Regions from separate parts of the Homo sapiens genome. Here all the other regions are linked to region 1. The links are chromatin loops, found by intact Hi-C in ENCODE. Cell type or tissue: PC-9. All regions are shown on one strand.

What was found. A loop is a pair of places that touch in the nucleus more often than their neighbours do. Peaks named below come from ENCODE experiments on the same cell type or tissue, not always from the same donor. Only the 100,000 strongest peaks of a DNase experiment are listed, where the experiment ranks them.
Region 2: a loop joins it to region 1, with 6 times the contacts of the local background. A loop is called at or near these places in 41 of 110 quality-filtered maps.
Region 3: it touches region 1 in a loop (8-fold over the local background); 8 of 110 quality-filtered maps call a loop at or near these places.

The regions. Positions count from the first base shown.
Region 1 is chr15:62,778,927-62,786,926 of GRCh38, forward strand. TLN2 (talin 2) reads left to right here. Exons shown (of 59, transcript NM_015059.3): 44 at 2,214-2,315; 45 at 4,845-4,964. Among named protein-coding and RNA genes, the nearest start is that of MIR190A, 41 kb to the right of the region's middle. RefSeq lists an enhancer at 3,180-4,108. In PC-9, CTCF peaks have their summits at 3,276 and 3,482; a DNase peak (open chromatin) is centred at 3,395; H3K27ac peaks cover 412 bases.
Region 2 is chr15:62,849,338-62,857,337 of GRCh38, forward strand. All of the region lies in intron 1 of LOC105370854 (a long non-coding RNA gene), which reads right to left. Among named protein-coding and RNA genes, the nearest start is that of MIR190A, 29 kb to the left of the region's middle. In PC-9, no CTCF peak of the experiment used is centred here; DNase peaks (open chromatin) are centred at 1,584, 4,304 and 7,854; H3K4me3 peaks cover 1,451 bases; H3K27ac peaks cover 7,282 bases.
Region 3 is chr15:63,399,819-63,407,818 of GRCh38, forward strand. All of the region lies in intron 4 of LINC02568 (long intergenic non-protein coding RNA 2568), which reads left to right. Among named protein-coding and RNA genes, the nearest start is that of LINC02568, 14 kb to the left of the region's middle. In PC-9, CTCF peaks have their summits at 3,175 (motif pointing left) and 3,377; no DNase peak of the experiment used is centred here.

The DNA.
Region 1 (8,000 bases):
CAAATTAAGTGACGTTTCAGGTCCTTTGGGTCCCTGTGCAGCAAGCGTTAGAAAGCTGGCATAGTCTCTCAGAATTTCATTAATTTGGTTAAAACTCTGAGATACTATTAGACTCACTGTCTGAAATTCTCAAAGCCAGTGAATTATAGAAAAACCTGAGTGTAGCCAGAGTTAATTCTAACTTGGATGTGACTCCTGACACTTTGGGTGCTTTCACTGTGGAGCTTCTCTTTGAGATTCTCTCTCGTCATCTCAGCACTAGGAGGTTTGGAGACTCACAAGTGAGTATGAAGTAATCAGCTTTCCGGGTGACCTTGGACAGGAATTCAAGCTCTCGGGACGTTGATTTCCTCATTCAGTGAGGTTGGTAGGATCCTGTGGGATTTTGTGATGTGGTATCTTTTCTTTGTTTTTGTTTTCGTTTTGTTTTTGGCCAAGTAAGAAAATTAAACAAAAACAAACAAAAACTGTGCCATCTACATCACGGCTGTTTTATAAAAGAAAGGTCATGCTAGCACCCACAAAAGGAGGAAGGCTGTACTCTCAGAGTAAAGGGAAGTTCTTTCAAATAAATGAAATTGAAATCCTAGTCACTACTTTGTTCTTTCTTTTCCCATTGTCCTCAGACTAGTTAAAGGTTCTTTGGCTGGTGGCCACTGGCCAAGAACTCTGAGCTGCCCTTCAGCTCCAGCATCCTGGCATGTGGGTAGTGATGTCACATCTCACATGCAAGCTCCTAGCATGTGGCCTGAGGCTTAGAAGATGTTCAGTCAGTTTACAGCAAGTGAATGAGTATGCAATTCAGTCTCCTTTGACTAGCAGGGCCCCCGTGCCGTGATGGGGATATAGCATCTATCTGCCTAATAGGGAAAGCTAAAAAAGTCTAGTGTGGAGTTTGTGTTAATAGTTTGGTGAAAATTATATGCTGGGCTATGCAGCCACATCACGCATAGGCCACAGTGATGCCTTCCTTTCACTCACAGTGCAGTACATGCCTGCTCATGACATATAGCTGTCACTGAAGATACCAGCTAACATTTTCCTAATTGACCACTTGGCCCCAATCTCATCTCTGACTCTGAACTTTATGGCACAGAGCTGCCAGGGAAATCTCAAATACGTCATTGCTTACCCCAGATCCCACTGTTGTCGTCATGATTTCAAGGTTTTCCATAAAACAGATGCAGCCTCATTCCCACTGCTGTCAACAGCCCCCTCCTGTTCAGGTCAGGATGACCTCACTAGACTCACTCTGCCTGTATTAATTTCTGTTCACTTTGTCTCTTCGCCTGGAATACCATTCAGCAACCAGTGGTGATGGTGAGGATGGTGGTGGTGAAGATGGGTTGCCTGTTTCTTCATCATTGGCATTATCATCTTTATCATCAGCATCTTCATTATGGTCATTCTCTCCTCTTCCTGTATATAGTTCTTGACCAGGTGTAGTGTTGATTTTTACTGTAACCATGTGATGCCTGGAAGTTACCACTGAAGGACTAGAGATCAGAGTTTAAGTAAGCAGCCCGAGGTTCATTCACAAGCCTTGGAAACACATTTTGAATACAAATCTCCTACACCAATATGTCCCCAAGCCTTCAAGGGACATAGTCCCATTGTCTCAGTTCTTCCACCCCACAGTGATCTTGCCCTTCTCTCAGTTCCTATTGCATTTATAGTCAGGTGAGCAACAATTTATTCCTAGTGCTTCTAATTCCTTCTATTCCCCGATTGTGCTCATAAAGAACGGTTCCGTGGATAGCCATGGACTCGACCATTCCTCAGGAAGTGCTTCCTGATGGAGAGTCTGCCTCCTTTCCCACCTCATCTTCTGGCACTTTGCGCTTCCCTAGAAGTGTCAGGCTGGCTCCCGCCTCCATGTACGTGAATTCTGTTCCCTTTTCTTGGGATGCCTTTCCCACCTTTTACATGTGGCAGACTCTTCGCCTGGTAAGACTTGGCGGAAACATCACTCCTCTGGAAGGCCTCCCACTCCTCTCAGGCAAGGCTGGGAGCCTCTCCTTGCCATGTACCCTGAATGCCTTATGTGCCCTTCTGTTGAAGTCCTTATTGCACAAGTTGGGTAATTGAGTTGACACTGGGCGAAAGAATCTCTGAGGCCCTCTCTGTTTTTCAAAGTTCCTAATTCTCGTAAATACAGTCTACACTTCAGCAGGCTTCTTATGACCTTTGGATTCTTTTCCTCTCCTCTGTAGCTGGATGAAGGCACTCCTCCAGAACCAAAGGGAACATTTGTCGACTATCAGACGACTGTGGTTAAATACTCCAAAGCCATTGCGGTGACAGCTCAGGAAATGGTAAGAGGGAAGAGAGCTGCCCTCCCCACTGTTGTTTGCCTTTTTATCCACTGCCGCCGCTGAGCCTGCAAATCCCAGATCTGTGTCAGAGAGAGAGCCCAGACCACTCTCTAGTCCCTCAGGGGCTCCAGCTTCTGTCCTTTATCTGTGGTCTTTCTGGCTGCCTGTGTCCAGTAGCCCCAGTCTGCTGCAGTTCTTTTCTCATGAAAAAGCTGCAAGAGGGAATTAAAGATGGCTGAGACTTGGGCATGAGGACAGAGGAGCAAAGGAAGGAGAGAAAATGAAAAGACGGGGAAAGCAAGGAATTTGTAGTTAAGGAGAAAGGGGGAGAATCTTATTCACCTCACGAAGGACTTGAGGTGTTTTTAGTAGATTAAAATAACAGTACAAGAGAAGATATTTGGGGATAAAATAGAGATGAGATTATCTGATGAAATCAAGTTATAATACTTGGAAAATAAGGTATTGCCAGTCTTTCAGGCAAAATGAAACAGTATGGTTATGTAATAAGAAAAAAAAAATTCCGACAGTAGAAGGCATACAACTTTTGGAGGTAATGTTTTGGTTTGGTTTGGTTTTTGTTGTTTTGTTTGTTTGTTTGTTTTTCTAAAATGTAATGCAACTAGAACTGTATTATATAGATTCTTAGATATAAATGGCATTGAGAGATAGTGAATGCTATCTGATATGTTAAGCAGTTATACGAAAGATGACAAATGTTGTCTTCAAAGAATTGATAGGAGTCCATAGAAAAAGTTTCTCCCAACTTTTAAAGGCTCAGATGCCATAAGATAAAAGTTTGAAAGATGCCTCTTTGATACTTGCCACATAAGCCTGGGTTGAGAAATCAATGGGCCTTCCTCGCTGAAGTGACCAGAATGAGCCACCACATGGTTGCTGTGCCCAGGTCCCCTCTGAGTGGTTTTGTCATGTAATCATGTGTCCACTAGGGGTTGAGCTTGGACCACAAAGTCATCCCTGGCTGCTGCCATTCATTCATGGAAACTCTGTGATTGTGCCAGGCTTGTTTAAAAGAATTCGGGCTGGGGAATGGTACACCCATCTCAGTGTTTTGTGAAAAGCTGGAGCTGAGCCCAGTCTTGTCCTTCTCAGGGGAGCATGGAGGACGGATCCTAGTCCGAGCCAGCAGACTTTCAGCACAGATTCCTGTTGAGCAGGAAGCACAGTGCAGCAGCAGTCATGTTTGAGCAGCCTCATGGTGTTTCTGGAATGTCTCCAGAGCCAGGTCCTGAGCTGCCTTGGCTTGACCCTGGGTGTCCATGAGCTTAAGGAGCTGAGCCTCAGGCTGCATGGCCACTCCTGAGATAACTGGCCTGGCTCTTTGTGTGAAAGAGGCCCTTCTCACCCCGTCAGGATGCCCAGACTCCCAGTGCACCTGTTGGCAGGTCGCAGTGGAGCAGCACGTGGCAACACTCACTCTCGTGCAGCTCAGTGTGCGTTCCTTGGCGGCCACATCTCAGCCTGAAGCCTGGGACGTGTCCTTGTACACATGCCTTAGAAAGGGTGGACATTCCTGTCCTGCCTTGATGGATGGAGAGTCATTCAAAAGACATTTTAAAAGGCTGTTTAAAATCAAGGTCTTAAAAGGCCACAAAGAAAGAGACAGTATTGTTATCCAGAGCAAGAGGAGGTGGAGCAGGAGGGGAGCCCCTTGATGAGGGACAGTGACACCCGTCTGGGTGGCAGATTAAAACTGCTTTTGTGAGAATTTAGAGGTATTTTTGTCCAGAGGAAGAGGAAACACTAGAAACTAGCATGCCAGCTGCCTTAGATAATTGAGATGCATCAGTCAATGAAACAGAGAAAAATCCTGAGTATCTTCATAATAAAGGCAGAACTTGACCATGTGGGCTACACACTACTCTTAACTAAATTTGTGGCTAAAACCTTGTCATTCTTTGGCACAAATTTACTGCAAAGCTGTATCCTCTATGAGTGTTTTCCTCTAAAACACTGACTTATCCAGCACTTGTCATTCATGGTTTTCTTAACAGCCCTGTCCTCATGCCCTCTCTCACCTGGGTGGGACCTGCTTCAGGGCACCCAGAGACCAGATCAGCCCCCGACAGAAGCCTTGGCCCAGGGGTGAAAATCGCATAGGGCTTGTGCCTCCTGGGGGTTTCTAGGGGGAATTCCTCTGGTGACCCCCCAGGGCTGCGCTGGCGAGGGGCTGGCACACTCACCTGCCAGAGGGTGGGCCCTGGGCACTGGCTCCAAGCTGCACAGCCCGAACGCTGAGCATGTGCCCACTGGGCCCGGCCAGAATCTGTGGCCTGAGCGGGGCCCTGCGAGGGCTCTGGCCTTTTGTGTGCAATGCAGCATGGGCTTGGCTTGAATTGCCCTCTCCAGCATCTAGCCCCAAATGCAAGGCCTGGCCTTCACCCCCTCAGGAGCTTAAAAGTGAATGAAACCCTTTGGCTTCCAGTGATATTAACACATGGTTCTCATGCGTTTCTCTCTGTGTGTGTGTGTGTGTGTGTGTGTGTCTTGCTTGTTTTCTTTTTCCAGATGACTAAGTCGGTTACTAACCCGGAGGAGTTGGGAGGACTGGCTTCACAAATGACCAGTGACTATGGGCACCTGGCTTTCCAGGGCCAGATGGCAGCAGCCACGGCGGAACCAGAGGAGGTCTGCCACCTTAAGACCCCTATTTTAAGATGCACACACACACTGGTGCCCACTCCTGGGTATTTCTTCATAGCTTAGCTCCACTCTGGAAGACCCCAGCCCAGTAACCAGAGCCCAGTTTATTTCCCCACCACTGCACAGCACAGGTCCAGACCAGGTAGCCCCAGGCTGTACTCAAGTCTCACTGCCCCTTATGGGGCAGACTGGCCAAGAACTGGGGCATGGGCTTTCAGACAGAAGGACTTTGTATACAGTGTTCTATCAGGTCCCCTGTCCCTAGCCCTGTCACCTGTCTCTTTTAGCATGCCCAAGCTTGGGACTGCCATCTTATCACTTCCTACTCCAGTTAGCACATCCCCCGCAATTATTTTTGTTTTCCATAGGTTCACAGAAGTGTTGAAAGATTCAAGTATGAAAATTAGCTATCCCTCTCCCTCGAAAGAGCTACTTTCATGAAACAAAGTCTTGCCTGAATATTCTGGGTGGCTAAGAATTAGCCCAGACATACCTCCTGTGGACTCCTTTTATTACTTCCCTGCCTTTCCTAGACCAGCTTTCCTTAGTGGCCAGTGTAGACTTGGCTTTAGAATGCCTGTACCCGTAAGAGTCTAACGGTAGCCAAAGTTGGGCCCCAAAGGCCACTTTCTAAGAGCTGCCATCTCTCATACTTCTAATGGGGTGGTCCATTGGGAAGGACACAGGTCATGTGTGGCTCCAAGGAGCTTTGTAGCATCTATATCAGTGTGAACACATAGAAGGAGTCCAGGGCTTGGGGGAACCACATGGCTTCTTAGAGAAAGGAAGCCCAATTTAAAATGAAGATTAATGGAGTGGATTACAGGGACACTTAAAAGATAAAAGTAATTATATTCTGTGAAATTCAGCAAGCTGTTTATTGAGCGCAAACCATGTTCGAGACGTTCCTAAATGAACTGAGTTGTCAAGGCAGAAGGTTGTAATTGGTCTTCTCTTCTCCTTATAGTGACAGTCACTGTCCCCAAGTTACTCAGTGCTGCTATTTCTCCTGGGAGTCAGATCTAAGTATGTTTTTACAGAGACTCCGAGAGATATTCCAGAAATGAAGTCCCAAAACAAATCACTTTCTAATGTGTGTGGTAACAATGCATGTAAATAGGAGTACCATATATGTATGTACTTGCATACATAAATATCTAGCATGGGATTACTTAAGTCTCTAACAGTGCCTGCATTTTGAGATATTAGAATAATTGACTAGGCTGTAGCATGAATAATTCTATTTGCAATGAGTGTGAAGTCACTACCAAGAAAAGAGAGTTATCAGATACCCACATTAAGATTCTGTTGATTCTTTACACAGGCCTATCATTTTTTTTTTAAATAGACTCCCTGTTTTAGTAAGATCATCTAGATTTATAATTCATTTGACTAACCTATAATTTTGAACTCCATAAACAAATGTAAGGGAACTTCTGTTACAGTAAGGAAAAGTTTGCTTGGACAAAAGGAAAAGTGGGCTGGGCGTGATGGCTCACGCCTATAAGCACTTTGGGAGGCCGAGGTGGACAGATCACTTGAGGTTAGGAGTTCAAGACCCAGCCTGGCCAACATGGCGTACCCCCTTGTCTACAAAAATACTGGGCGTGATGGTGTGCGCCTGTAATCCCAGCTACTTAGAAGGTTGAGCCAGGAGAATTGCTTGAACCCGGGAGGTGGAGGTTGCAGTGAGCCAAGACTATGCACTGCCCTTTAGCCTAGGCAACAGAATGAGACTCCATCTCAAAAAAAAAAAAAAAAGGGGAAGAAGTGTTTGGCAAGGGAGGTTTGGATATCTGTCCACAGAAACCTTTAAAAATGGAATCTACCACCATCTGCCTTAGGTAGTTTAACTACTGTCTCCCTGAACTGTCTGTATAGCCCTTTCCACATGAGTTCTTGTAAGCTACCCACCCAACGTGTGAAACAAGCAGATTTTTTTTTTATTACGACAGAGACCATTGAACCAAAGTATAAAATAATGCCAAAACAGCAAGGAAAGAGAATGTGTTGCTAAAAGCACAACAACAGGTTACTTTGGTTATTGGCCCTGCATTTGCAGCAGCTGACGTTTTCATTAAGGTTTTCCTTTTCACTGTTACATCTTGAGATGTATTTTACATTCCAGACACGAGAGCAGTGTGACCTGGAGTGAAAAGGGGCAGAGAGAATATAAAATTTCCAGTGGCTTGCTAAGGAAAATTCTTTGTGTACATTTGCCAGACAGATATTTGGGGAAAACTGAGAAGGTTAGGAGATCCCTGAAGCAATGTAGTTTTTTATTCCAAGATCGTGGAATTATTTGTTTACCCAAGAGGGCCCCCTATCACAACATGTGAAAATATTTATATCCAGGGGAAATAAGGAGCTGCTCCCTTCGCTGCAGTCCCGCAGTCCGCTATGCAAGGTCAGCATTTTGGTCTTTTCCAGAATGTGACAATTACAGGAAAAGTCATAGCTCTGCCCTGGAACATCAAGCAGGAGCTTTATCTGCTTATTTTTCATGGAAAATTCAAGCCTTTGTTAACATCACTTTGAAAACTTCTTTCTTTGGAAAAGTTAAAAGCCTCCAGCAGCTTTGCAATTTAAGATTATTTTCCCCTTAAAAAAAGAAGAAGAAAGAACTCGAGATCCTATGAGCCACAACTTCTAAATGTAAATCCTGAGGAAAAGATTTAGCGACAACAGCTTTGTCTCTGAGGAAAATGTGCAGTAACCACTTGAAATACTGGATGCCTTAAAAGCTGGCGCAATCATTTGTTAAGATGATTTGTGAGAACCACAGCCCTTTCCCCCAGATGAAATGGATGTCTGCTTTAGAATTCTCTAAAATTTTCCACCCCAAGACACACGTGCTGGAGGTGGGAAAATGATGCCCCAGTGCCATTGGAACCACTCTTTTATTAGGTTGGTGCAAAAGTAAATGCAGTTTTTGCCATTACTTTTAGTGGCAAAAACCGCAATTACTTTTATGCCAACCTAATAATAATTCTATTACCATTATTATTATTTTGAGCCGGG
Region 2 (8,000 bases), 70 kb after region 1:
CTGAAAAAGAAGGGAAAGGTAGAGGGGAAAGGGTACTTTAAGAAGCAGAGTTTCCTCCTGCAGCTGCATGCTCCAAAAGGGCACTTGAAATTCAACTCCCTAATCCTTCCTTCCCTTTTCTTGCCTCATGTAGTACAATGAAGTGAAAAGAACCTACAAGGGCTTTGAACGTCAGAGAGACATGGCTCTGAGCAAGTCTTAGCTTTCACGCCTGTTGATAGACAGTGTACTTGACTTCCCAGCATCTACTCCCCTCTGCCTATGGAGTCCAGCAATATTTGGGGGGAGTTGGCCTCAAGTCAAGGATAATACCATTCCCCCTGCTAGTGACTGGTTCTGGAATGGACATATAACCTGATTCTGGCCAAGGAGATAAGAGAAAATATCTGCTGGAGATAAGAGGAAACACATTCTTGACAGTTTACTGAGTGGATAATATGTATTTCTCTTTCCTACTCCCAGATTCCAAATTCCCTGCTTTTTTGGCCCACCTCACCACAAAAGCTCCATAGTTTATTCATCTAAGTTTGCATGGATGCTTCTTTGGGGGAACTGCAGGAGTTCATGGAAGAGTTTCAGAAAGGAATGAGAATGCCTCAGGAGTTGTTCTGTGATGGAAATTGGCCTGTTGTTCTGTTAATGCTGCTAGAAACTTACAGCGCTTAATAAAAATCTATTCTTTTAGTAAAAAAAAAAAAAAATTATTCCCTTTTCTTTCATAGCTACATGAAAGCAATCTTGAAAATGTGACCAATGAAAACGGTGTTATCCTTGACTTGAGGCCAAGTCCCCAAAATATTGCTGCACTCCACAAGGCAGAGGGGAGTCGATGTTGGGAAGTCAAGCACAATGTCTATCATATATCCCCAACAGGCTCTCTCTTCCCTATCAGTAGTGAATGAAAAAGCCACTTTCTGACCACAATCAGCACCAGCCTCATCGTGGAGCCTCCCGCAAGGATGGTGGAATGAAGGCAATCGAAGAATCTGTATCTTTGGTGGCAGTGTCGATCGGTTTGTCTAACCTAATTCTTCCAGGCTTCCCAATCACTAACCAGATACACTTCTGCCACATTTAAGCCAGACAGAGTTGGGCTTGCAGCCAAGGTGCCCTAACTAATGCCAGGTAGCAGTCGCATGGGAAAAGGCCAACAAGCATTTGACCACATACTAGGCATGCAGCGAAATTTTGTTCCGTTTTCCTTCACACCTACATGAAAGCAATCTTGAAAATGTGACCAATGAAAACCCCACTGCGTCCACTTTCAAGAGTTAACTGAGCACTCGTGCCCCTAACGTGGTGCCAGACTCACAGTAGGTCTTCAACAAATGTTTACTTTTTGATGCATCTCTAGAGTGTGATGTTGGTAACACCCGGATTCCAGTATATGGCTTACTTGATGGGTATGGAAAAGGATAGCAGACTTATTACAGACAGCAGCCATCCCAGTCCTGTTTCTAGACTCTGGGATGAGCGGTCGGGGCACAGGTCTCCCCACCCCTAGTCTCCATCCCTGCGCTCTGAGAAGCTAGAGAAGTCTGTGGCCAATCACCTACACAGCAAACCATGTGAGGAATGTCTGGTATTTGGGTATGTGGTATGGTATGGGTTTGTTTTTCCTGTTCATCATCACTTAGGATGGAAATCTTTAACTATTTTGACTGGAGGCATGAGCGTGGAGCTCAGGACCCCAGGGATTGGAAGGTGGGGGAGGGCACAGGACAGTCCTGGTCTTTTTTCTGCTCCTGGGACTAAATGGCACCATCCCTGACCTGGTGTGTTGTGCTCAGTCTCTGACTTTTCCCTGTGGCCCCACAAAAGCGTTGATTTCGAAGCAGCAGTAGCAGCAGGGGGAAGACATTTCCTCGGGCAGGGAATCACTGAAAGCTACAGAGACGAGTCTGGCAGGAAGGAGACTCAGCCCCTGCATGGCGGGGCTGGTTGTCCTTTGTGCTCAGTGTCTAGCTCCTAAGTTCCGCACAGGGGACAGAATCTGGGCTGAAATCTGAGACTTAGGTTCTGGTTCTGGCTGGGTGATCTTGGGCAAATTTCTTTATTTCTTGGAAACTTTTTGTTTTTATGTATTAACAGGCCTTTTGCCATGACTCTGAGTCTGGATGGTGAATATCCTTGATCTTTGGCAGCTACCAATTCTTTGAGAATAAATTATATACTAGGTGCTCTACTGGGTGTTTTATGAATATCGTTATTTTCCTCATCACAGATAACATTTATTAAGTGCTTACAATATTCCAGTCGACTACAGTTCCAAGGGCTATTTAAATACTGAGGTAGGGTCTAACCCCATTTTATTTTTTATTTTTTATTTTTATTTCTTTGAGACAGAGTCTTGCTCTGTTGCCCAGGCTGGAGTGCAGTGGCGCGATCTCGGCTTACTGCAAGCTCCGCCTCCCGGGTTCACGCAATTCTCCTGCCTCAGCCTCCCGAGTAGCTGGGACCACAAGCACCCGCCACCCCACCCAGCTAATGTTTTTGTATTTTTAGTAGAGATGGGGTTTCACCATGTTAGCCAGGATGGTCTCGATCTCCTGACCTCGTGATTCGCCCGCCTCGGCCTCCCAAAGTGCTGGGATTACAGGCATGAGCCACCATGCCCAGCAACCCCATTTTATAAATGAGGAAATGGAAGCACAATAAAATCAAATGCAACTAGAAAATTTTGTGCAACTAGGAAACAACAGATCCAAGAAGCAAACCCTGGCAGCCTGGCTCAGAATTTGTATCCTCGACCACTGTCTTCTATTATTATTTGTTATTTAATTTTTATATAACAACATTATATAAATGGAGCATTATATCCACTTTATGGCTGAGGATACTAAAACTGAGAGACATCTTACAAGTCAGCCAATATGACACAGCTTTTAAAAGGTGGAGCCAAGAGCTAAACCGAGCTGTGCTATCCAAAGGTTTCCACCACCCCGGGCCACCTCTTTACAGATCAATACACCCACAGAGAGAAGACTCCAGACTCCAGGGTGACCACTGCAGCTTGGTGGATTTGATCTTGGAGGTCTCCATTTTTGTAGGCATGATGAGGATGTCAAAGTCTATTTTTCAAAAGTTAAAAAAACATGGCTCATACAAATATACAGTGAGCATGTGTCAAAGATTTAACTCACTAATCAAAGAACCAGCACAATGACAAGGTTCATTTAAAAATATGTAGAATATTCATCATCACTGAGAAAAAAGAATACTGCAATTAAGATTCCTAAATTAGTTATGAAGTTAATTATCCTATCAGGCAGCAAAACTATAACCTTTGGGGTTGTCATCTATCCTATCGGAGAAAATTACAGCACTTCTATTCAAGAATCCAATGAGTCTCTTATAACTGAACATCTACCTGGGGTAATGTAATATCCTCATCAATAGAAAATAGATCAAAACAAAGGAATATATCCCTAGAGAATGGCAGAAGCCTCGAAAGGATCTGTGAGTGAATTCCAAGTAAGTGCGGGGTGTTCTTTCTAAACACAGGGCACTGAGCCAGTGCCCAGCCATGGCATTGTAAGCTAGAGAAGCACGATGTCTAGATGAGAAGACCAACAACAAGGTTCAAAGGGGGTGCCACCATTTTGTGTGCTTGTGCTATGCTCTCTGAGCCACAGCTTTATTTTCTGTAAGAAAGAAGATTCTGTTTTTTAATTGGGAGAACAATTCTCTCTCTTCAACCTCACAGAATTTTTGCCAGGATCAGCCAAGAGTGGACATAATAGGACTGGGTCAGTGATTGCTCTGGCTTCTGATATAAGGGAACAACCATTGGCCTCAGCCCCTGGAGGCCCCTTAACCCCTTAATGGAAAACTGTTTTTTTCCTTTTTTTTTTTTTTCTTTTTTGGAGACAGAGTCTAGCTCTGTTGCCCAGGCTGGAGTGCAGTGGCACAATCACAGCTCACTGCAGCTCAACCTCCCCAGGCTCAGGTGGTCCTCCCACCTCAGCCTCCGGAGTAGCTGGGACCACAGGCACACACCACCATGCCTGGCTAATTTTTTGGTATTTTTTGTAAAGATAGGGTTTCACTGTGTTGTCCAGGCTGCTCTCAAACTCCTGAGCTCAAGCTATCTGCCTGCCTCGGCCTCCCAAAGTGTTGAGATTACAGGTGTGTGTCACTGCACCTGGCCTGGAAAACTCTTATGTGGCAGGTGAAAAATGTAAAAGCCCTCAGCTTTCTGTGATGTTCTAGCAAACACTGGCACATCCAGAGGAACATGTGCCACTTTCGGGCCAAGCCAGCAAAATGATTACGAAAGTCTTTGAAGACCTAAGTCACATTAATGACTCAGAACTGCTGTGTTTTTGACAATGAAGCTTTGGATGGACACACTGACCCAGTGTCGTCTCACCAACCATCCCAGGGTGAGCTCAGAAGGGGACATATGTCACAGTCTTAATCAGCAATTGGCAAGTTTTTCCTTTAAAGGGCCAGATTGTAAATATTTTAGGCTTAGCAGGCCACATACAGCCTCTGTTGTTGCATTTTTTTTAATGTGCATGTTATGTTTTTTTTTTGTTTGTTCTAACATTTTAAAAATGTAAAAGCTATCCTTGGCTCACCTGGCTGTGCAAAAATAAGCAGCGGGCTGGATTTGGCTCATGGACTGCAGATTGCAGGCCCAGGTGTTCCTGGCTTATTTGCAGGTGGTGGAAAGACCACAGGCTTTGGAGCTGAAACTGACTTTGAATCCTGCTGTCCTCACTTTCCAGCTGTGCGAGCTTGGACACGCCTCCTTACCCCTGAGCCTCTGTCCTAATCAGCAGAATTCTTGCATGAAATACTCGCTGCACGTCTACTACCTTGCCAAGCACAAAAGCAATGCTTATGAGGCTGGAATAAAATGAAAAAGCTCCGGCATGGGAAAGGAATGTGGCAGAAGGCACGCTGACTATTGCTTGAACCCTGAAGTGATTTGGGCTGCCCTGGGTGGGAGACCATGAAAAGGGCCTTCGGTTCCATGATGATAGCCTAGAATCGGATACGCTGCATGACAACATCCCAAGGACTCGAATTCAGCCCACTGGGGCTGGGTCCCGAGCACCTGTATGTTTTAAATACAGATCCTCCAGGAGTCTGCCCTGAAGCCTGGGTTTAAGAAGCCGCCAAGGAGTTTCCCACAAGTTTGTGGGTCCAGCGGCAGAGGCTCCAAGTGGTCTGAAAATGGGCATTCATGCAGTCGGCACGGCATCTGCCTGGTTCCCACCTGCACCCAGCTAAGCCTGGTAACCTTCAAATCAAAGCCTTTCCCCCCAGTTTGCTAAGGGTGAAACATGTGCTCACAGCACCAGCTTAAAAGACTATTTCATGCCAAAATAATAACAAGTGTTTTTATGACAGCACAGAAATGGTACCAATAGTCATGGCCCAACATCCCATTACCACCATCGCAGGGAAGAAAACTGGCATTTCGGAGCGAGAACTGATGTGAACCCGTTGTCTGACGCCTGCATCTGTCCCAGCCTTGTTCACAGATGCAGATGCTGAAGCTCAGAGGCATCACCCAAGGCCCAAGGCCACAGGGTTAATAAATGATTTTGATAAAGAGAGAGAGGCCCAGCGAGTGTCCAGTGAGAATGGTTTCTCCTGTGAATTGCAGTCCCGTATAGCAAGGGCTCACCTAAGGTCATCAATAGGTTCTTGGAGTCTTGACTTTAAGAGAAGCAATAGACAGCAAGTTTCCAAATAATGTCGTTTTGTTCAGTGTGATTTCATTATAACATTGATGAGGAAAAAAATTGGTTTCGTCCATCATACGTCATTTTGCTCAAAGTCACAGTTTCCAAGAACCTAATGACATTAAGTAAAGATTTACTGTGGATTTATGGACACTTTGCTTTGTGGCATTTTCTTATGGGTATAGAACAAATGTTCCATTGTTCTGACCTATACCCATAGGTTGTGTAGGTCAGAAAAATGGGACATTTATGCCAAGAATTTTCAAGTGGAATTTTTTTTTAATCTTTTTGAGCTCAAGTTTCTTTAATTTAAAAAAGCAAATTCCAGCCGGGCACAGTGGCTCATGCCTGCAAGCCCAGCACTTCAAGAGGCCAAGGCAGGTGGCTCACGAGGTCAGGAGATCGAGGCCATCCTGGCTAACACGGTGAAACCCCGTCTCTACTAAAAATACAAAAATTAGGCAAGCATGGTGGCATGTGTCTATAGTCCCAGCTACTCGGGAGGCTAAGGCAGGAGAACTGCTTGAACCCGGGAGGTGGAGGTTGCAGTGAGCTGAGATCGCACCACTGCACTCCAGCCTGGGTGACAGTGCGAGACGCTGTCTCAAAAAAAAAAAAAAAAGCAAATTTCTCTTACTACTGGGGGCAATTCTGAGCTGGAGATGCCCAGGTGGTCACTAAATCTATGCTTTACCCAATAAATATATTCCTGAAGAGACTGAATAAAATAAAATCAATACATGATTTTAAGGGAATCTCTGGGTATGTTTTGGGTTTTTTGTTTGGGCTTTTTTTTTTTTTAATAGAAGAATCCTTCTGCAAAGAGAATAATTTGCATTTGGTTTGCAGATTTGGATTTTCTGAATTATAGTATATTGGGTTTTCTTAATTACGTCTGTGATTTAAACTACTGTGTCTCTAGTGACAGTGTCCTAAATTCCCACAGATGGCATTTACACTGTGTGAACACGGACTCTGTGGTACCTAGAAAGAAAGTAACAAGCAGCATCTCTTCAGCACCTCCGTACCGGTCACTGCTCGAGCGATCACATACACTATTTCATTGACTCTTCACAAAAATTCTGCCACACGGGTTGTGTTGTCCCATGAGGTGCAAGCTGTTACATAAAGAAACTGAGGTGCAAGCTGTTAAATACGGGAAGGGAGAGAAATGACAATTCCACCTTAGCTTTTTCTGACTCTAAGGCAAGTGCTTCTCCCAACTCAGGAAGCATGAGGTTTTCCTCATCATTGAAAAACTAAGATGGAGAAACTTCATCCTTCACCCCTCTATTCCCCAGACCAAACACCTTCAGGAAATCCAAATTGTAGGTTGACATGAAAACATTTGATATTAACCCAGCTACCCTTTTCCACAGAGGGAGAAGAAGCTGGGTTGGACAGGCAGAGACGACAGTGAGGCTAGCCTCTCCCCAATCAACTGGAAGCCTGGACCGGCCTCTGCCAGGCAGTGCAGGACCCGAGCCCAGGGTGGGCTGCAGCAGAGTGGTCTAGGTGTCCACATCCCCTACTGAGCCCTGGCACTGCCCTCTGCTCACTGAGGCTCAGCTTCCTCGTCTGTGGTGGGAACCTGCTGCCACCGCCTGCACAGCAAGGTGGCCAGGAGGGGCAGGGTCCACCCTACCCACAGTGGTGTTGGCAGGTGAGGGACCCCTCATCATTTTGACTTTCCTAATCCACGGACGCCCTCTCAGGTATGAGCACCATCCCTTCACACACACCTTGTAAACCCGGAAGGACTTTTTTAAAATGAAAATTTCATTTCCAGCCTCTTACCTGGACACACCATTCCTGGGTTCCCTGATGTGGTAAGGGCCATGGGGAGGCCAGGACTATGCAGGGGCGGGGTGGGTGTGAGACAGCACAGGAATGCACATGGGGGCTCCCTGCTTCCCCAGAGGCCTTGCTGGTTATGAGGCTGCTCCCCGCATTCCCTCACACCCTCCCAGACCCTCTCTCAAGGCACGGAGGAGGAGAGCAGCCACTCCTGCCACCACCAGCTGCTCTTGGATACCTGAGGAATGGAAGGAGCCGGAAACCACCTGGCCTGGACTTGGCTCCCGCCTCTGCTCCTGGCAGGCTTTGGGACACAGCAGATAACTAAGCTCTCCAAAATAGGGCACTGCCACCTCTCACCTCAAATGGCTGCAGGGAGATTAGAAGAAGATAATTAGGAGAAGGGTCTACAGATCAGTGATTTGCCAACATTGAAATGCCAGTCAGAATCACCCACAGGGTGTAACACACAGGTGCTGAGTCCCCTCATCTCTGATTCAGTGA
Region 3 (8,000 bases), 620 kb after region 1:
CTACTAAAAATATAAAAACTAGCCGGGCATGGTAGCGGGCACCTGTAGTATCAGCTACTCAGGAGGCTGAGGCAGGAGAATTGCTTGAACCCAGCAGGCGGAGGCTGCAGTGAGCCGAGATTGCACCATTGCACTCCAGCCTGGGCAACACAGCAAGACGCCATCTCATTAAAAAAAAAAAAAAAAAAAAAAAAGAAAACATGTACTATAAACTCCTAGTCATTTTCTTTATGTGATTAAGTCCTCCGAGTGCTATAACAGGTGTTCAACTTGTACAATGCTGAGCAATTATTTAAAACAAAATGTAGGCCGGGCGCAGTGGCTCATGCCTGTAATCCCAACACTTTGGGAGGCTGAGGCGGGCGGATCATCTGAGGTCAGGGGTTCAAGACCAGCCTGGCCAACATGGTGAAATTCCATCTCTATTAAAAATACAAAAATTAGCCGGCCATGGTGGTGGGCGCCTGTAATCCCAGCTACTCGGGAGGCTGAGGCAGGAGAATCACTTGAACCCGAGAGATGGAGGTTGCAGTGAGCGGAGATCGTGCCACTGCACTCCAGCCTGGGTGACAGAACAAGTCTCCTTCTCCAAACAAATAAACAAAAAACCAAAATGTATCTGCCAAGTCTAACATATAAGGGCAATTGTGAAAGTTATCCTGTGGTTAGACATTCCTGGGTCTCTATTCTCGAAGAATCCTGCTAGTTACATCCTTAGTGGGTATCCTTACACACAACCCATAAAATGTACCAATTTGCTGGTGAAAATTATGAAAACAAACAAAATTTTCTTTTGAAATTGTTACCTTTATTTTTGATAGGAATTTTCACTAAGTGGGATTCCTAATTGCCCCATAGATAGATTAGCCGTGCTGTGGACGAGACGTGAAAAAGGTAGATGAGTAAACTGAAGTAAGATGAATAATAGTTATGTTGTCCCTTTTCTTTGAATGATATACAGTAGTTTCTTCCATGTGTTTATTTTTTTTCTTTCCTGGCAAGTAGGTCAAGAAAGTGTTATTAATATTATCATCTTGGTAAACACTGAGATAAGGAGAAATTAAATTAATTTTTTCAGTAGATTGTTACAACACTGGTCCTTAATTTGTTCATACCTCTCTCTACAACATCCTTGGATAATACCTTTCGCACTGACTCAAGGCTTAGCCATGTATCTTTCTTTGGCCAATGGGACAAGAGCAAATGTGACACAAGAAGAAATATTCAAGCACTTGCACACTGAAGCTTGCTTTCTCTTGCTGCTCTTTTATACCCTGAGACCACCATGCTGAGAACATTATGTGAAGCCTGGGCTAGCCTAGTGGAGGAGGAGAGATCACATGGAGCAGAGACAAACCATCCCAGCTAAGTCCTCCTCAACTAACCAGCCTGTCAATTTCATGTATGTGAGGGAGGCCAGCCAACCCCAGTTGAGCCACCTACACACCTCCGATCTGCATACCAGCCTAGATCAGAACGGCTCAACTGACTCACAGAATCATGAAAAATGATGAGTGTTCATTGCTTTAAGCCACTAAGCTTTGGGGTGGTTTGTTTTACCCCCAACCTAACTGGTACATTCCCCAAGAAAGCCTAGTCAGGCTAGATTCTAGGGGTCCTGATCCCCAGATTCATGTTCAATTGCTACTACTCCTCTTCTGTTCAAAGGCCAAATTTAGATATGCAAAACTTAAGGATTTTATTTTGGATCTTATTGAATTTCCCAAGGGCAAAGGCCATGACTTGATTTATCCAGCTGGAATAATACTTTGCCTTATTAATAAAATAATGCTCAGGGAGAGGTGTTACTTCTCTGAAAAGGAACTAAACTTTAGTTGTTTTTACAAGGATAGAAGGGAAAGCTAACTGTTACATGTATAACTCTGAGAATTTATATAGGGCATAGATATTTCTAGTTACAAAGAAGGTTTTAGACTAAGGAACTCTCCTAAGAAATAGAACAGAGAGGATGGAAAAAGCAGGGCCCATATCTTCCTCATGATTTTGTCCCTGATATGGTTTGGCTGTCCCCACCCAAATCTTATCTTGAATTGCAGCTCCCATAATCCCATGTGTTGTGGGAGGGACCTGGAGGGAGATAACTGAATCATAGGGGCGGTTTCCCCCATACTGTTCGTGTGGTAGGGAATAAGTCTTACGAGATCTGATGATTTTATAAAGGGTTTCACCTTTCTCTTGGCCCCCATTCTCTCTTGTCTGCCACCATGTAAGACATGCATTTCACCTTCCACCATGATTGTGAGGCCTCCCCAGCCATGTGGTACTGTGAGTCCATTAAACCTCTTTTTCTTTATAAATTACCTAGTCTTGGGTATGTCTTTATCAGCAGCATGAAAATGGACTAATACAGTTCTTATGGCCCAGACCAGAGTCTTGCAGAGCTGCTAGGCTGCACAACTTCAGGAAACACTATTTACATTGAGGTCTGTGCAAACTGTGCCCTCTGCTCCCATCCCCAGAGTTGTGCAGTGTACATGGGGCCCCTGCATAGCACACAGTAAATATTTAAGAATGAATGTTAGCCAGGCATGGTGGCTCACACCTGTAATCCCAGCACTTTGGGAAGCCGAGCACGTGTGTACACACACACATTTGTGGTATTTAGCAGAAGTTTTTTTGTTTTGTTTTGTTTTGTTTTTTTTTTTAGAAAAGGTCTAGAGCTCTGTCTGTGCAGTGGCACAATTATGGCTCACTACAGCCTCAATCTCCTGGGCTCAGGGCTCAAATGCTCCTCTCACCTCAGCCTCCCAAGTAGCTGGGACTACAGTTGCACGCCCTCATGCCTGGCTAATTTTTAAAAATTTTTTGTAGAGATGGGGGTCCCACTATGTTGCCCAGGCCAATCTGGAACTCCTGGTCTCAAGCGGTCCTCCTGCCTCATACTTCCAAAGTGTTGGGATTACAGGCATGAGCCACAACATCCGGCCTTAGTAACTGAGTTTTAACTGCAACGAAAAATAAACCAAATTAGAATGAGTATCCCTATTGGGTAGCCTCCAGGAGCGCAAGCCACTTTGCTTTGTCTGTGACAAAGTAGGAAAATACCTAAATGAATTGTAAAGATCAACAATAGACCCAGAGAAGAAACTCACCAAATTCTGCAGGTTAAAAACGATAAAAAATAAAAGCTCATTTTGGCTAATGGTGACACCTAGTGGAGTATCAAAACTGTGGGGTTTTCTTGGAGTAAACTATTTTATTTCACACAATGGAGTAGGGGAGTCCCTGGGATTGTGTACCCTTGCTCCCTTCACAATAAGATAAGGAGATGAAGACCTACAGGCCTCCCAGGGTAAGCAAGTACAGTATTGCTCTAGAAGAGACTGTTTCTGTGTGCGGTTGCAGAAGACCTCAGAATCACACCAGAAGGTCTCAGCAAGTGAGATCAGGGGCCACTCATCACTTAAGACAATTATTCCTCTCAGTCTATGCCTTTCCACTTGAATGTCACTCTTTCTCCTGCTCCTTGCCCTCCTTCTTTCCTCTTCTGCTTTTATTTACCCCATGTTTATCCTCTGCCCCCTTTCCATTCTTAGTTCTCTAAGCCCATTGATGCCTCCCAAGATGTTACAAACCCCAGAGCAACACGATCTAGTATGGTAACCACTGCCCCATGTGGCTGTTTAAATTCAAATTAAGTAAAACAAAATTAAAATAAAAATTCAATCCCTCAGTCTCGCTGGTTCCATTGCAAGTGTTCAACAGCACTAGCGGCTACCATATTGGACAGCGCAGACGCGATCATTCCCACCATTGCAGACAATCCTGTTGGAAAGCATGGGCCTGAGGCTTTGTTTACCTCGCTCGGCTCACCTCTTTTCCTTCTCAGCACCTCTTCTCTAAGTGGCAGTTCTTGAGACGGTCTTTCTGCTCCTCCCTGTCCCTCCCTGCTCACTCCAGTCTATTGGGTGGCTTCCTGTTTTCTGTATATTATTATGTAAACTTGTTAACGTGACCTTGCCAAGGTACACACACAAAATATGTAATCACATTGGACAGTTTGTTCAGGACAATGATTTCAGACCATCTTGTTTTCCATGCATTGGAACACATCAAAATATTTTTAAACTCAACACATCAACACGTCATTTAAAACAATTATACCCCAGGCCCTTTTTTTTCTTTTTTAATCTATAGGTTCCTACTTTTTTACCTTGTCTTATGCTAAAGTAGCTTTAAAATTAAACAGTACATCTTCTTAAAAAATACCTAAAAATATATATTTTATGCATAGAACGGCTCTGGAATGAGACACGGGAAACTGGTAACACAGTGCTGTTTGGCTGGGATGGACATTTATGTGGAGAACCCTTGTATAGTATTTGGATTTGTACCAGGCGTGAGTGTACGTGTGCATATCTGTGTAGATATGTGTATATGAAGCTTTTAAAATTAAATTGAATTATGAATAACTTTTGAAAAGAAAAATAATACTTGAAAATAAATCTCACAGCCTTGAAAGGATCAAACTAAAATGATTCCAGGAAGATGAGCTCTCAGACACAAGGTCATTTCTGAATGAGGCTGCATGGTTTCAGTGACGATGTGTCTAATGCGTGGAGATGTGGTACTGTGTTCACTTTATGTGCAATGACGATTTGCTAAGAATTAGAATACTCTGGTAAGTGACACCTTCTGACTGCCAGTGAAAGTTTACATTAGAAAGAGAGCCTTCTGGCCAGGTGTGGTGGCTCACACCTGTAATCCCAGCACTTTGGGAGGCCGAGGTGAGTGGATCACGAGGTCAGGAGTTCAAGATCAGCCTGGCCAAGATGGTGAAACCCCGTCTCTACTAAAAATACAAAAATCAGCTGGGCGTGGTGGCGCATGCCTGTAATCCCAGCTACTCAGGAGGCTGAGGTGGGGGAATCGCTTGAGCCCTGGAGGCGGAAGTTGCAGTGAGCCGAGATCGCGCCACTGTACTCCAGCCTGGGCGACAGAGCAAGACCCCATCTCAAAAAAAAAAAAAAGAAAGAAAGCCTTCCTTTGAGCCTGTCACTTTGGTGCCCATCTCAAAAAGGACCTTGGAAAATGCTGAAAGCTAGATGGATCCTCCCTTCCTGAGGCACACTGAGTCACCTCTCTTTCAAGGGCTTAAAGAACAAAGTGAAAGTAACCATTTCTCTTCCTTTTCCTTGGCTCCCCTGGTCTAGCCATGGCTGTGTGTTCTTCTTAGGATCTTCGGGGAAGAAAAGAGAAGGGAGCCTGAGTTCTTGCCTCACTTCAAAGCTGGTTTTAGCCCAAAGGCACTTCGAACTTGGGATTTATGTAGCATTTATAGTAAATTCTCATGTTTCTTTAAAAAGAAATTTGGGGACTAGAATACCTACAAAATAAGAACTAGTTACACCGCCAATTTGAGAAAAAGGGAAACTGAGGTAGACACAGCAAATGTGTGAGCTGGGATTCACAGCACTCTTGACTTCCTGTAAGTTTCCATGACATCGAAACCATATAATCATATGCCCAGACCACACTATAGCACCTCTGTGTGAATTCATCTAAATAAAGCGATGCCTGGACCACGCCACCCAGGGGAGTTGGTTTGTGGTTCTTTCTGACTGTGGATTTCTACAGTGCCAGCCTGGCTTTGCGGGGAATCATCATCCTTCTAAAAAAACTAAGGTTTACAACTGGGCTCCCCAGGACATGCAGGATTGAGTTTCTAATGATGGGAAGACAAATGGCAGCCCATTCCTCAATTAGGTTTTTGAAAACAAGACATCTGTCACAAAACTACCCCCCTCTCCCCGCCGCCGTACAGAAGTTTACATTTTATTTAAACCTAGTGTTTTTTGTTGTTGTTGTTGTTTTCTGTTTTTGACGCAGGGTCTGGCTCTGTCGCCTAGACTGGAGTGCGGTGGTGTGATCACAGCTCACTGCAACCTTCACCTCCAGGGCTCAAGCAATTCCCCCACCTCAGCCTCCCCAGTAGCTGGGATTACAGGCACATGCCACCATGCTCAGCTAATTTCTGTATTTTTTTGTAAAGTCAGGGTTTCACCATGTTGCCCAGGCTAGTCTCTAACTCCTGGACTATGACCTACCCGCCTCAGCCTCCCGGTTGGGATTACAGGCATGAGCCACCGCACCTGGCCAAAACCTAGTGTTTTGTTTTTTTTTTTTCAATGACTGAAAAAAGAGAAAAAAAATCTATCTTTTAGAAGGAGTAACGAAACATAGGCCTAGAAATTGAGTCCCAGGCAGGAAGCATCTGCTACCACTTAATGTTTAATGGTGTAAGCCCCAGACTGCCGAGGATGGGCAGGATTTTATAGTTTGGAACTTACCAAGCACCATCTATTTTCTAAACTAATTTTGAGTTGATGTGGAATTCTATGTTTTAGGAAGGCAATTTAAAGGGCACAGAATAAGCTAAAAAGAACATAAGTGAGCAAAAGGGGAAGCAGCTATCGCAGAACAGCAGATGGAAGGGTTTCTGCCTCGGCCTGAGTGTAGCTGCATATTAATTAGATGTTATTGTTGCTCGCATTAGAGAAACAAAAAAGTGTCAGTTTTGCACCACAGACAAAAATGTATGAAAGAAAAGAGGAGTAGAGGCCTCAGCAAGAGTAGGAGAATATCACATTTAAAAAGTGCAACTTGTAAAAAAGCGTCCAAGAAAAAAGAAAATCAGCATAATGTTGGAAGAAACTGTTCTGGAACAACTGCTGTTTTAATCCTTCTCCTAGTCTGTTTGTGTTGCCATAACAAAGTACCATAGACCGGGTAATTTATAAGAACAGAAATTATTTCTCACAGTTCTGGAGGCTGGGAAGTCCATGACCAAGGCACTGGCAGGTTTGTTGTCTGGGGAGGGTCTGGTCTCTGTTTCCAAGATGGTGCCACACGGTGGAAGGCAGAAGGGCAAGAGGGACTTACTCCCTCCATCAAGCCCTTTTATAAGGGCACCTAGTCTCAGTCCTCAGGGTGGAGCCCTCATGGTCTAATCCCCTCTTAAGGGTTTCACCTCTTTTTTTCTTTTTTTTTTTTGAGACAGAGTCTTGCTCTGTCACCCAGGCTGGAGTGCAGTTGCATGCTCTCAGCTCACTGCAACCTCTGCCTCCTGGGTTCAAGCAATTCTCCTGCCTCAGCCTCCCCAAGTAGCTGGGATTATAGGCGCCCGCCACCACACCTGGCTAATTTCTGTATTTTTAGTAGAGACAGGGTTTCACCATGTTGCTCAGGTTGGTCTCAAACTCCTGACCTCAACTTATCCGCCTGCCTCAGCCTCCCAAAGTGCTGGGATTACAGGCGTGAGCCACCGCGCCCAGCCAAGTCTTCACCTCTTAATATCACTATCACGTTGGCAACACCTGAAGTTTGGAAGGGATACATCTAAATCATAGCAATCCCCAAACCTTATCCCCAGTATGCGAGACTGTATTCAGTTAAAGAAAACATGTCCTAGAAATGATATATATGCTCAGACCTCAGGAAAGGTCACTGATACAAGGGAGTGTGTGATTTTCTTCAGGAGAAAATGACTGATGACCACAGTGGATTCAAAGAGCATGGAATAAAATCATTGGCTTGGTGACCCAGTCTGAAAACAAGAAAAATGTTAAGCCAGGTGAAAATAGGCTTTTCTGCAGCCAGGCTGCAGAAAAGGGCCAATATCTGTACATGCAAGAATAAAGGGGAAAGGAAAAGGAAGATGCCGAGGCTTCATCAACCTGGACAGAGAGACAAAATGGGCCTATTTATTGTGAGTTCCAAGGCATGCTGGGTAGGGATGCTTAAGAGCCTGTGGTTGCTTTGGGATCCTGACAGGCCCCATCGAAACAAAAGCTATTTGACCTTGGGTGAATCACATAGTCTCTCTGAACATTAAGATTTTATCTGTAAAATGGGAGCGTAAGTTGATGTGCATAAAGCGTCTGGCAGGCAATAAGGGATCAGTACCTAAAAAGAGTTCAGCATTGGATTCCTGTTATTTTCTTTGGGAAGCTTAAGCTTGAGCCATGTTATCACATTTC